Regions from separate parts of the Homo sapiens genome. Here region 2 is linked to region 1. Evidence: chromatin contacts called from ENCODE Hi-C or POLR2A ChIA-PET data. All regions are on one chromosome and are shown on one strand. The core of a region is the stretch at or near the end of the contact, and the rest is flanking DNA. Distances in the headings are between cores, read along the strand shown.

Evidence for each region. Hi-C counts contacts between places; a loop is a spot of excess contacts on that map. ChIA-PET counts read pairs that join two places held with the same protein, here RNA polymerase II (POLR2A). Pooled maps may share reads with other maps.
Region 2: a map with no recorded cell type shows a loop between it and region 1 (19-fold over the local background). The contact joins the promoter of SMIM24 here to the promoter of CACTIN in region 1. A Hi-C loop is called at or near these places in 1 of 168 maps with a recorded cell type or tissue (posterior vena cava), 1 of 37 single-sample maps with no recorded cell type and 2 of 50 pooled maps. POLR2A ChIA-PET finds 5 or more read pairs at or near these places in 4 of 52 experiments (GM10248, K562, OCI-LY7 and 1 more).

Annotation. Positions count from the first base shown.
Region 1 is chr19:3,623,402-3,628,262 of GRCh38, forward strand. It overlaps CACTIN (cactin, spliceosome C complex subunit), which reads right to left and starts at 3,389. Exons shown (of 10, transcript NM_001080543.2): 1 at 3,195-3,389; 2 at 287-761. The coding sequence starts at 3,361. RefSeq lists enhancers at 550-1,051, 1,778-2,339, 2,340-2,901, 2,902-3,463, 3,353-3,722 and 1 more.
Region 2 is chr19:3,479,225-3,483,763 of GRCh38, forward strand. SMIM24 (small integral membrane protein 24) reads right to left here and starts at 1,301. Exons shown (of 4, transcript NM_001136503.2): 1 at 1,173-1,301. The coding sequence starts at 1,239. SMIM44 (small integral membrane protein 44) reads right to left here and starts at 4,217. Exons shown (of 2, transcript NM_001395954.1): 1 at 3,978-4,217; 2 at 2,886-3,827. The coding sequence starts at 4,179. The coding sequence ends at 3,580. It overlaps LOC105372246 (a long non-coding RNA gene), which reads left to right and starts at 3,754. Exons shown (of 5, transcript XR_936264.2): 1 at 3,754-4,062. RefSeq lists an enhancer at 3,995-4,533.

The DNA of each region.
Region 1 (4,861 bases), core at 2,139-4,638:
GCCTGTAGCCCCAGCTACTCAGGAGGCTGAGGCAGGAGAATGGCATGAACCCGGGAGGTGGAGCTTGCAGTGAGCCGAGATCACACCACTTCACTCCAGCCTGGGCGACAGAGCGAGACCCTGTGTCAAAAAAGAAAGCTGATAGCGGCAGAAGCTTGCTTATGCGTGTGTGTGTAAAACCAACTCTTGCACGATCAAGGGCAGGCTGGGAGTGTCTCAAGTGTTGGGGTCTCCAGAAACAGTGGAAATGCTACAGGGACAGAGGCCACCACCCGGCGGGGCCCACCTTATTCCAGATGAAGGTGCCCAGCAGGTTGTTGTCTCCGAAGGGGTTGTCGGTGTTGGTGTAGCCCATGTACTCCTCACCCCAGCCCATCTTCTCCCGCTTCTTGCGCTCCTTGGCCTCCTTCTTGGCCAGCCGCCGTGCGCGCTTCTCCTCGGGCGTCTCGAAGGCCTTCATCAGCTCCTCCTGCTGCTTCCGCTCCTCCCGCAGCCGCAGCCGCTCCTGCAGGCTCTGCTGCTGGCTCAGGGCAGCCGCGGCCGCCCGGGGGCTCTGGGATCGCCCTGGAGACGCGGAGCTGGATGCTGAGGAGCTAGGAGACCACGAGCGTGCGCGCCGTCGCCGGCGAGCCCACTGGCCCCGTGACTGCTCCTCTCCTGAGTCCGACTGAGAGGACCCATCTCTTGAGTGCCACTTGGGCCGCGGGGGGCTCCGGCTTCGCATCCCTGAGCGCTGCCACCGCTCTTCCTCTGAATCTGACCTGCGGAGAGGACCATGGATGCCTGCTCAGTGCCTGCAGCTGTCATCTGCTCCACAGATGCTTACTGGGTGCCCGTGGGGGAGCAGGCACTGTTCTAGGTTCTGGGGACACAGCAGTGACCCAAATACCGATGGCTTCTGCCTTCCTGGGCTCACCCTCTGGTGGGCCCCAACAAGGAAGACATCAACAAATAAACACACCACGCAACACTAGGCAGAGGCAGAAGCCACAAAGAGTAGCAATGCCGAGCACAGGGGCTGGGGCTGCAGGGCCGAGGTCAGAGAGGGGCTCTCTCAGGAGCTGACACTGAGCCAAGGTCTGGAGGGAGTGGGGAGGCAGCGATGGGTGGATTCGGAGGGAGAGTGCTCGAGGCAGAGCAAGAGCGAGGGCCTAGAGGCAGGCACTGACCTGCCACATTCTAAGAACAACAAGGAGGCTGTATGGCTGAGACAGAGTGTGGGGGAGAGGGAGGAGGCGCGGGCAGGGAGGTGGCTGGGGCTGGTGGCGCAGGAATTATAAGGGTACGAACCAGGGGACCCGAACACATTTAGGCTGTCAAGGGAGGGCTTCCTAGATGGAAGTGGTATTTGAACTAGTCCCACAGGATGGACAGGAGTTAACAGAGTAGAGCGCAGGGAATGGAAGATGCACAACCTCAGGGGTGGTTCAGGGGCCTTTAATTTTATTTATTAGAGACAAGGTCTACTAGACACAGAGTCTACTAGAGACAAGGTCTATATTTTTATTTATTAGAGACAGAGTCTCCCTCTGTCACACAGGCTGGAGTGCATGATCAGAGCTCACTGCAGCCTTGACCTCCTGGGCTCAAGCCATCCTCTCGCCTCAGCCTCCTGAGTAGCGGGGACTACAGGCACACACCACCACGCCCAGGTAACTCTTTACATTTTTTTGTACAGAGGGGTCTTGCTATGTTGCCCAGGCTGGTCTTGAACTCCTGGGCTCAGGCAAGCCTCCTGTCTCAGCCTCCCAAAGTGTTGGGATTACAGATGTGAGCCACTGCGCTCAGTCACGTTTAGGGGTCTTTGTACACAGAGAACTGCCAAATATTTTGTTAAATGCTCTACCCATTAAGCTCATGTCAAAAAAATCTAAACTATGTTGAAACCAATCATTGCAGAGCCCTTAAATATTGGCCACAAGTTCAACTGAATTTTCGTGAACATTAATTCTAATTACATATCTAGAGTGGCAAATTATTGTGAATAATTCCAATACCAGAAAATGGTAGGCGAAAAAACACAAAGATGACATTAACAAGACTTATGGGCAGGCGCGGTGGCTCACGCCTGTAATCCCAGCACTTTGGGAGGCCGAGGCGGGCAGATCACTTGAGGCCAGGAGTTCAAGACCTGCCTGGCCAATATGGAGAAATCCCAGCTCTACGAAAAAATTCAAAAATTAGCTGGGTGTGGCAACAAGCACCTGTAACCCCAGCTACCGGGGAGGCTGAGGCTGAAGAATCGCTTGAACCCAGGAGGCAGAGGTAACAGCCGAGATCGTGCCACTGCACCCCAGCCTGGGCGACAGAGCAAGACTCCGTCTCAAAAACAAACAAACAAAAAAACCAACAACCGATGAGTGAACTTGGCCCAGAGCGGGGCAAGACTGGCCTGAGTGTCAGCCACGAAGGGGCTGAGCCAGCACTGGGGCCCCGGTCTGGGAATCAGTCCCTGTCCCCATTTTGGTTTCTCTGTACTGGAGCCGGCTCAAGGCAAATCCGACCAAGTGCCCCATCTCCAGAAGAAAAGGACCATGGGGAAGCTGAGATTCAGGCACTAGGAATCAGCTGTGAGTCCTGCCAGCTGACACCGAGTCTTTTTCCCTCCCACAGCCCACCTCCATTAGCAAATGTTGTCTCCTCTACTTCCAGAATCCCTCTGAAATCTACGCACTTTGCCCGCTGTGGTTGACTACAGCCTCCCTCCCATCGAGACTGCCATCATCTACTGTCTGGACAATTGTGCCGTCCTACTCTGATGCCGCTCCTGCCTACCCCGCTCCATCCCTTCTCCACCTCAAAGCCAGAAAGTATGCAGAGTTAAGTCAGTCCACGTCACTCCCCTACCCAAACTCCTCTCAAGACTCTCCATTTCCCTCCGACTAATAGCCAAGATCTAATGTGCTGAGCACACAGGGCTCGATATGATATGATCTGATCTCTCGTTACCTCCCCGCCGCCTCGCTCACCCGGCTCCGGGCTGTCCCTCCAACCGCCCGGTCCCCTGCCTGGAACGCCTCTCGCCTTCCTTCCGCTGCCAGGTTAATTCCAACCGGTGGTCAATTGTCCCCTTCTCTAGGAAGCCCTCCCCGAGTAAGTCGGGGGTTTCCCGGTTCCCCGGGATCTCCAACCCTCGGTCGGGCGCTCCTGAGGTAGGAGCCGGATCCCCAGCGCTGCTCCCGCAGCGACCCCACCTGCGCTCCCGGCTCCGCCGCCTCCGTCTGCGCCGTCCCTCGTCCTCCCGGCGCCGTCGGTTTCGCCGCCCATGGCTCCTGCTCCGACTTCGGCTCCCGCTCTGACTCTGCCGCCTTCGGCCCCGGCGACCCGCGGACCGCGAGCGCGAGCGTGTGTCCCGACCCATCGGCTGGGCCAGTGGCCGCGGCACCAACACCAATAGCCGAAGCCTGCGCTGGGGGCCTTCCTCGCCCACGGCGCTCTCCAGGCTGCCCCGTTTGCGCCTGAGCCGGGAAAGAGCAACCCATCCCGTCGCCCCAGCCCGCAAGGACTCCGACACCCCAGACTTTCCACTACGTCTGCAAATGTGGACCGCGTGATTGACTCCAGTGGGATTGTTGCCTCCAGGGTGGCGGAGTCTCCTTTCAGGCAGTGCTGGAGGCAGCCCTAGGCGGGTCCCCACGCCTCAGGGGGCCTGAGAAACTGTGGGCGGGGCAAGGGCAAACTAGGAACCTTGTGCAGGGAGGGGCCTGCCGAGGCGAGACCAATAAGAAGCGGGTCTAGGTCGGAAGTAGCGCTTCATTGGCGTGGCCAGGGGCGTGGCCGAGGAGAGGCGTGTCCGGGGAGCGAGGTCCCCGAAAGGCGAGGAACCGGGAAGGTGTTAGGTGCCAGGCAGCTCCAGAGGGCAGAGGGCGGGCGCGGGGACAGAAACTGAAAAGCCTTCTTATGAGAGTCATCGTTATGCTCCACCACCTGCCAATGAACACCTATGTATTTTGGGAGTTAAGCTTTAAAAAAAAACAAAAACTTTGATAACTCCCTGTATTCCCCCATCAACCCATTTTAGAGACGGGGAAACTGAGGCTCAGAGAGGGAAAGTCACTCTTAACACTTGCCTTCTCAACCCAGGCTGCCCAGCTTTGTGGTGTGGGTGCTGGGGACCCGTGGGAGGGTTGTGAGCAGGGTTTGGGGGACTTGCTGTTGAAACAAGTTTGGCGTGGGAGGACGGACTTCAGGGGCAAGGCTGGAGGCCAGAGACCTAGAAGACGCTGATGTCCCATCCTGAGCTCCCCTAGCCCATGGTGGCTGCTACCACCACCCCGTGCAGTTCTAACCACTCGGGGCTGGGAAGGCCTGTTTATGGAGGATGATAGTAATTTAAGCTAACTTTTAAAATATTTATCTTGGCCGGGCACGGTGGCTCACGCCTGTAACCCCAGCACTTTGAGAGGCCGAGGCGGGCGGATCACCTGAGGTCGGGAGTTCAAGACCAGCCTGGCCAATATGGTGAAACCCTATCTCTACTAAATAATACAAAAATTAGCCGGGTGTGGTGGCATGCACCTGTGATCCCAGCTACTTGGGAGGTTGAGGCAGGGAGAATTGCTTGAACCTGGGAGGCGGAGGTCGCAGTGAGCCGAGATCGTGCCACTGCGCTATGGCCTCGGCGATAGAGCAAGACTCCGTCTCAAAAAAAAAAAGAAAATTAAAATGTTTATCTTGAGTGGGGTGCAGTGGCTCATGCCTGTAATCCCAACACTTTGGGAGGCCGTGGCAGGTGGATCTTGAGGTCAGGAGTTCGAGACCAGCCTGTCCAACATGGCGAAACCCCGTCTCTACTAAAAATACAAAAATTAGCTGGGCATGGTGGCATGCTTGTAATTCCAGCTACTCGGGAGGCTGAGGC
Region 2 (4,539 bases), core at 51-2,550, 150 kb before region 1:
GGCGGGGCTTATAATGCAGGCAGAGGCTCAGGGGGAGGGGCTTATAAAGGCGGACCTCAGAAGGGCGGGGCTTATGACAAAGGAGTGGCTCAGGGGTGGGGTTTATAAAGGAGAACAAGCTCAGGGGAGGGGCTTATGAAGGAGGAGGTGGCTCAGATGGGGAGGGCTTATAAAGAAGAGTCTGGGGGGTTGGGGCTTACAACAGAGGAGCTGTTGGGGGGAGCTTATAAAAGGAGGCAGAGGCTTAGAGGGAGGGGCTTATAAAGGAGGAGCTCAGAGGGGAGGTGCTTATAAGGGGAGAGGGTCTCAGAGTGGGAGGGGCTTATAAAGGCGGCAGAGGCTCAGGAGGAGGGGCTTATAAAGAAGGAGGAGCTCAGAGGGGAGGGGCTTACAACAGACGAGGGGCTCAGGGAGGGGTCTATAAAGGATGAGTGAGAAGGAGGGGCTTACAGAGGAGGAAGAGGCTCAGATGGGGAGGGGCTTGTGAACTAGGGGGCTCAGAGTGGGAGGGGCTTGTAGAGGAGGCAGAGGCTCAGGGGGAGGGGCTTATAAAGAAGGAGGAGCTCAGAGGGGAGGGGCTTACAGAGGAGGAGGGACTCGGGGAGGGGTTTATAAAGGAGGGAGAGTGAGAAGGAGGTGCTTACAAAGGAGGAAGGGGCTCGGATGGGGAGAGGCTTGTGAACTAGGGGGCTCAGAGGGAGAGGGGCTTATAGAGGAGGCAGAGGCTCAGGGGGAGGGGCTTATAAAGAAGGAGGAGCCCAGAGGGGAGGGGCTTACAGAGGAGGAGGGGCTCGGGGAGGGGTTTATAAAGGAGGAGGAGTGAGAAGGAGCGGTTCACAAAAGAGGCGGGGACTCAGATGGGGAGGGGCTTGTAAAGGAGGCCCGAGCTCAGAGTGGGGCCGAGCTCAAGGCGGGGGGTTCAGCCAGGTGTGCTCAGAAGGGCTGGAGAGGGGAAAGGCTCGGGTGGGCGGTGGGGGGTCCCTTACAGAGGAGGGCAGAGCCCAGCGAGAGGGAGGCCGGGCGGTACTGCGGGGGTTGAGAAGGGCCTCCAAGCCACTCTTCCTTTTCTTCCTGCCCCCTCTCCTTTTTCTCGCCATGGAAAATTGGGAGATGGTGATCACCTGACCAACTCCCCTATCCCGCGACGCCCCCTCCCGCCCCCCTGCACCTACCCTGCTGGGCCTCCACCGGGGAGAGGAGCAGAAACTCCAGCACCAGAAGGGCCCCCAGGGTCTCCATGACGGTCGAGTGAGCCAGCAGCCAGCCAGCGGCGGTCCCGGGTCGGCGTCCACAGGTTTGGTGTGGGCGAGGCCCTGCCTCCCCGTGATAAGGCACAGGCGGTCCCCGGGCGGGGGATGCCTGAGACCTGGGAGCGGGGCCCGCCCCTGGCACCACCTGATTGGGCATCCTGCCCCTCCCCTGCCAGCTCCTGCCCCATCGCTCTCCCTCCGGGAGGCCAGACTCTGGACCTGTGTAACAATTAACTGAGGGAGTCCCTCCTCCCTGCACCCTGCCCTGGGGACCATCAGCCTCAGGGCCACCCCTTTGTGATCCCTGCTGCAGGGGCTGAGCTGAGATGGCTGCGACCTCCCGTCCCGGCCCAGGCCCCGTGCCACTCTGGACACAGGGGGAACTCACAAATACAACTGGAATATCTTAAGAAGGGTGCGCCCACCCAGTGCCTCACACCTGTAATCCCACTACATTGAGAGGCCAACGCGGGCAGATCCTTGAGCCTAACCTGGGCAACTTAGTCAAGCCCTACCTCTACAAAAATAGAAAAATTAGCCAGGCGCGGCGGGCACCTGCAGGCCCAGCTACTAGGGTGTGCTGAAGTGGGAGGATCACTTGAGCCCAGGAGTTTGAGGCTGCAGCCAGTTATGGCCGCACCACCGCACTCCAGCCTGGGTGACAGAGGAAGACCCTGTCTCAAAGGAAATAAAAAAAATTAGAAATACAAAGAGTTACCAAGGCTGGGTACAGTGTCTCACGCCTGTAATCCCAGCACTCTGGGAGGCTAAGGCGGGAGAATCGCTTGAGGCCAGGAGTTCCAGACCAACCTCCTCCCGTCTCTAAAATAAAAAATGTAAAACTTAGCTGAGCATGGTGGCCTGCACCTGTAGTCTCAGCTACTCAAAGAGACTGAGGTGAGAGGATCGCTTGAGCCCAGGAGTTCGAGGCTGCAGCGAGCTACGACTGCACCACTGCATGCACCACCGCACTCCAGCCTGGGCAACAGAACAAGACCTTGTCTCTCAAAGCAAATTTGAGAGTCACCTTTTGTGCTCTCAGAGTACACATGAGGCTCCGTGCTCGGCAATTTCACAGATCGCATTTCCTTTTCTTAACACCCCGTGAAATGGTGCCGGTCTCATTGTGCCCAGGAAAGTCAAGGTCACGCAGCAGGTCTGACCTGGGATTTGAAGCCGGGTCTGCCTCGCCCCCAGCTTATCCTGCCTCGCCCAGGCTCTTGGCCCCTGAGGACCCACAAGCAGCCATGGGAGCACACAGGGACAGGGAAGGTGTGCAGAGGCCACATGCCCGTGGTCCACCTGCAAACCGGGACGCTCTCACGTGGGGATGCCCGGGAGCGTTGATGACTCAGGCTCCAGGCTCTCCTGTCCTCAACCTTGGTCCCTCGGCTGATTAGATAGTGGGCCCTGCCCGGGCGAAGGGGGACCCCGCCCCAGCTGACACGGGAGCAGCCATGGCCCAGACGAGTGGTAGGAAGGCCCGGCGTCATCGCACAGGTGTTTATGGAGCGCCTGCTGAGTCGCTGTCACTTCCTCTCTTCCGGAGGTCTGCGGATGACCGCTGAGCAGACCGGCCACTCAGCAGGATGGGGCTCACACATCCCAGCCCCAGGATGGCCACAGGTCTGCTTGAACCAGCCAGGCAGGCATCTATTAAACTCTGACTGTGTATCCCGTCTTGTGCAGGGCTTGGAAGAGAAGGAGGCCTTGGTGCTGTCTGGGAGCTCTCGATCTGATTAGGAAGTCAGGACCACCCCCCAGAGACAAGCAAACCCAGCAGCCGAGGCGGGGGCTGGAGAAGATTTGGAGGTAGGGGAGCCCAGCAGAGGGGGTGGGGGCAGGACCCGCCTTGGAGATCCTGCCCTCCAAAGTCAGTCAGTTGTCTGGGCTTTTTCTGAGAAAAGCACTCTGTGCTCTGAGACCTTGGCGAAGCCACTTCATCACTGCGTGCCTCGGTTTCCCCATCTGTTAAGTGGGGGCGATCAGTCCTACCTCGGAGGATTAAATGAGATACTGCATAGAAAAAGCCTGCTCTGCACAGCAGCAGGTACACGCTAAGCACTCGGTAAGGTTGGCCGATAATATTACAACGTTTTAAATCGCCCTAGTGTTTCTAATTCACAGTTTGCTGACGGCTTGGCTGAGGCTGAGCCGGGCAGGCTCTGCGTATGTGAAAGTCGCCAGCGTCCAACCCCCGGAACCTGCCGGCTGGGAAGGAGAAAGCCGTCCGCTGCGACCGGGCAGCTCAGGGTTTGCAGAAAGGGCTCCGGCGCGCGTAAGTTCTGTCTACACGACCGCCAAAGCGTCCGGAACCCGGATTCAGGATTCAAGTTGCCATCAGCTTCCAGAAGGAGCTTCGGGATGGGGGGTCCTTGAAGGCAATGGAGGGGCGGCGGGGCTCCGGGGGAGGCGGGGGTTCAGAGGGGGCTCCCTCCCCACCCCCGCCGGCGTCCTCCTCGCCCTGCCAGGCCAGGGCCAGCTGCAGGTCCAGCCCCTCCAAGTCCTCGCCGGTCAGGCTGGGGCGCAGCTCCCGGGGTGCGGCCTCCTGGTCTGGCTTCGGGCCAAACGCCCAGTCTGCGGCAAGGGAGCTGGTGAGGCAACTCCCCGGCCCCGGCCACCCTCCTCTGTCCCCTCCTCAGCTAGGAGAAGCACTAGGATCCCCTGACCACCCACCCAGGGTGACCCAGCATCGGCCCCAGCTGGGTTTCGGTGGGGGCAGCTCACCGGCCAGGTCGTGGGCGAGGTCTTTGATGAGGTGCCCGACGATGGCGTAGGCGACGGCCACCACCACCAGCGCGGCCAGCAGCAGGTACAGCACGTACCTGGGCAGGCGGATGCTGTCCAGGGGCGGCGGCCGGTACTCCTCGTACAGCGGCGGGGACGGGCTCCAGCCCTCGGCCTCCCCCTCGGCCGCCAGCCCCGGCATGGTGTCCGCCCGGCACAGGGGAGGCCCGGAGGTGACCCACACAGCGGAAGTATTAAGGGGCTTTGAGCTAAGAGGATTGGGCGGCTGCCCCACGGCCACCATCTGCCTGGGTTAATCACATTGTAAATCACTTCCGCCCACCCGCAACCTACCTGCTCAGCTCCAGCCACGACTCTGCCCAGCCGTCCCCACCTCGGGGCCTCCGCACCTGCGCTTCCTTCTCCCAGGAACGCCCTGCCCAGATTTCCTCATGGCCGGCTCACTCTCTTCATTCATTCATCTTTTTAATTCTTATTATTTTATTTTATTTATTTAATTTTTCTTGAGACGGAGTTTCACTCTTGTCACCCAGGCTGGAGT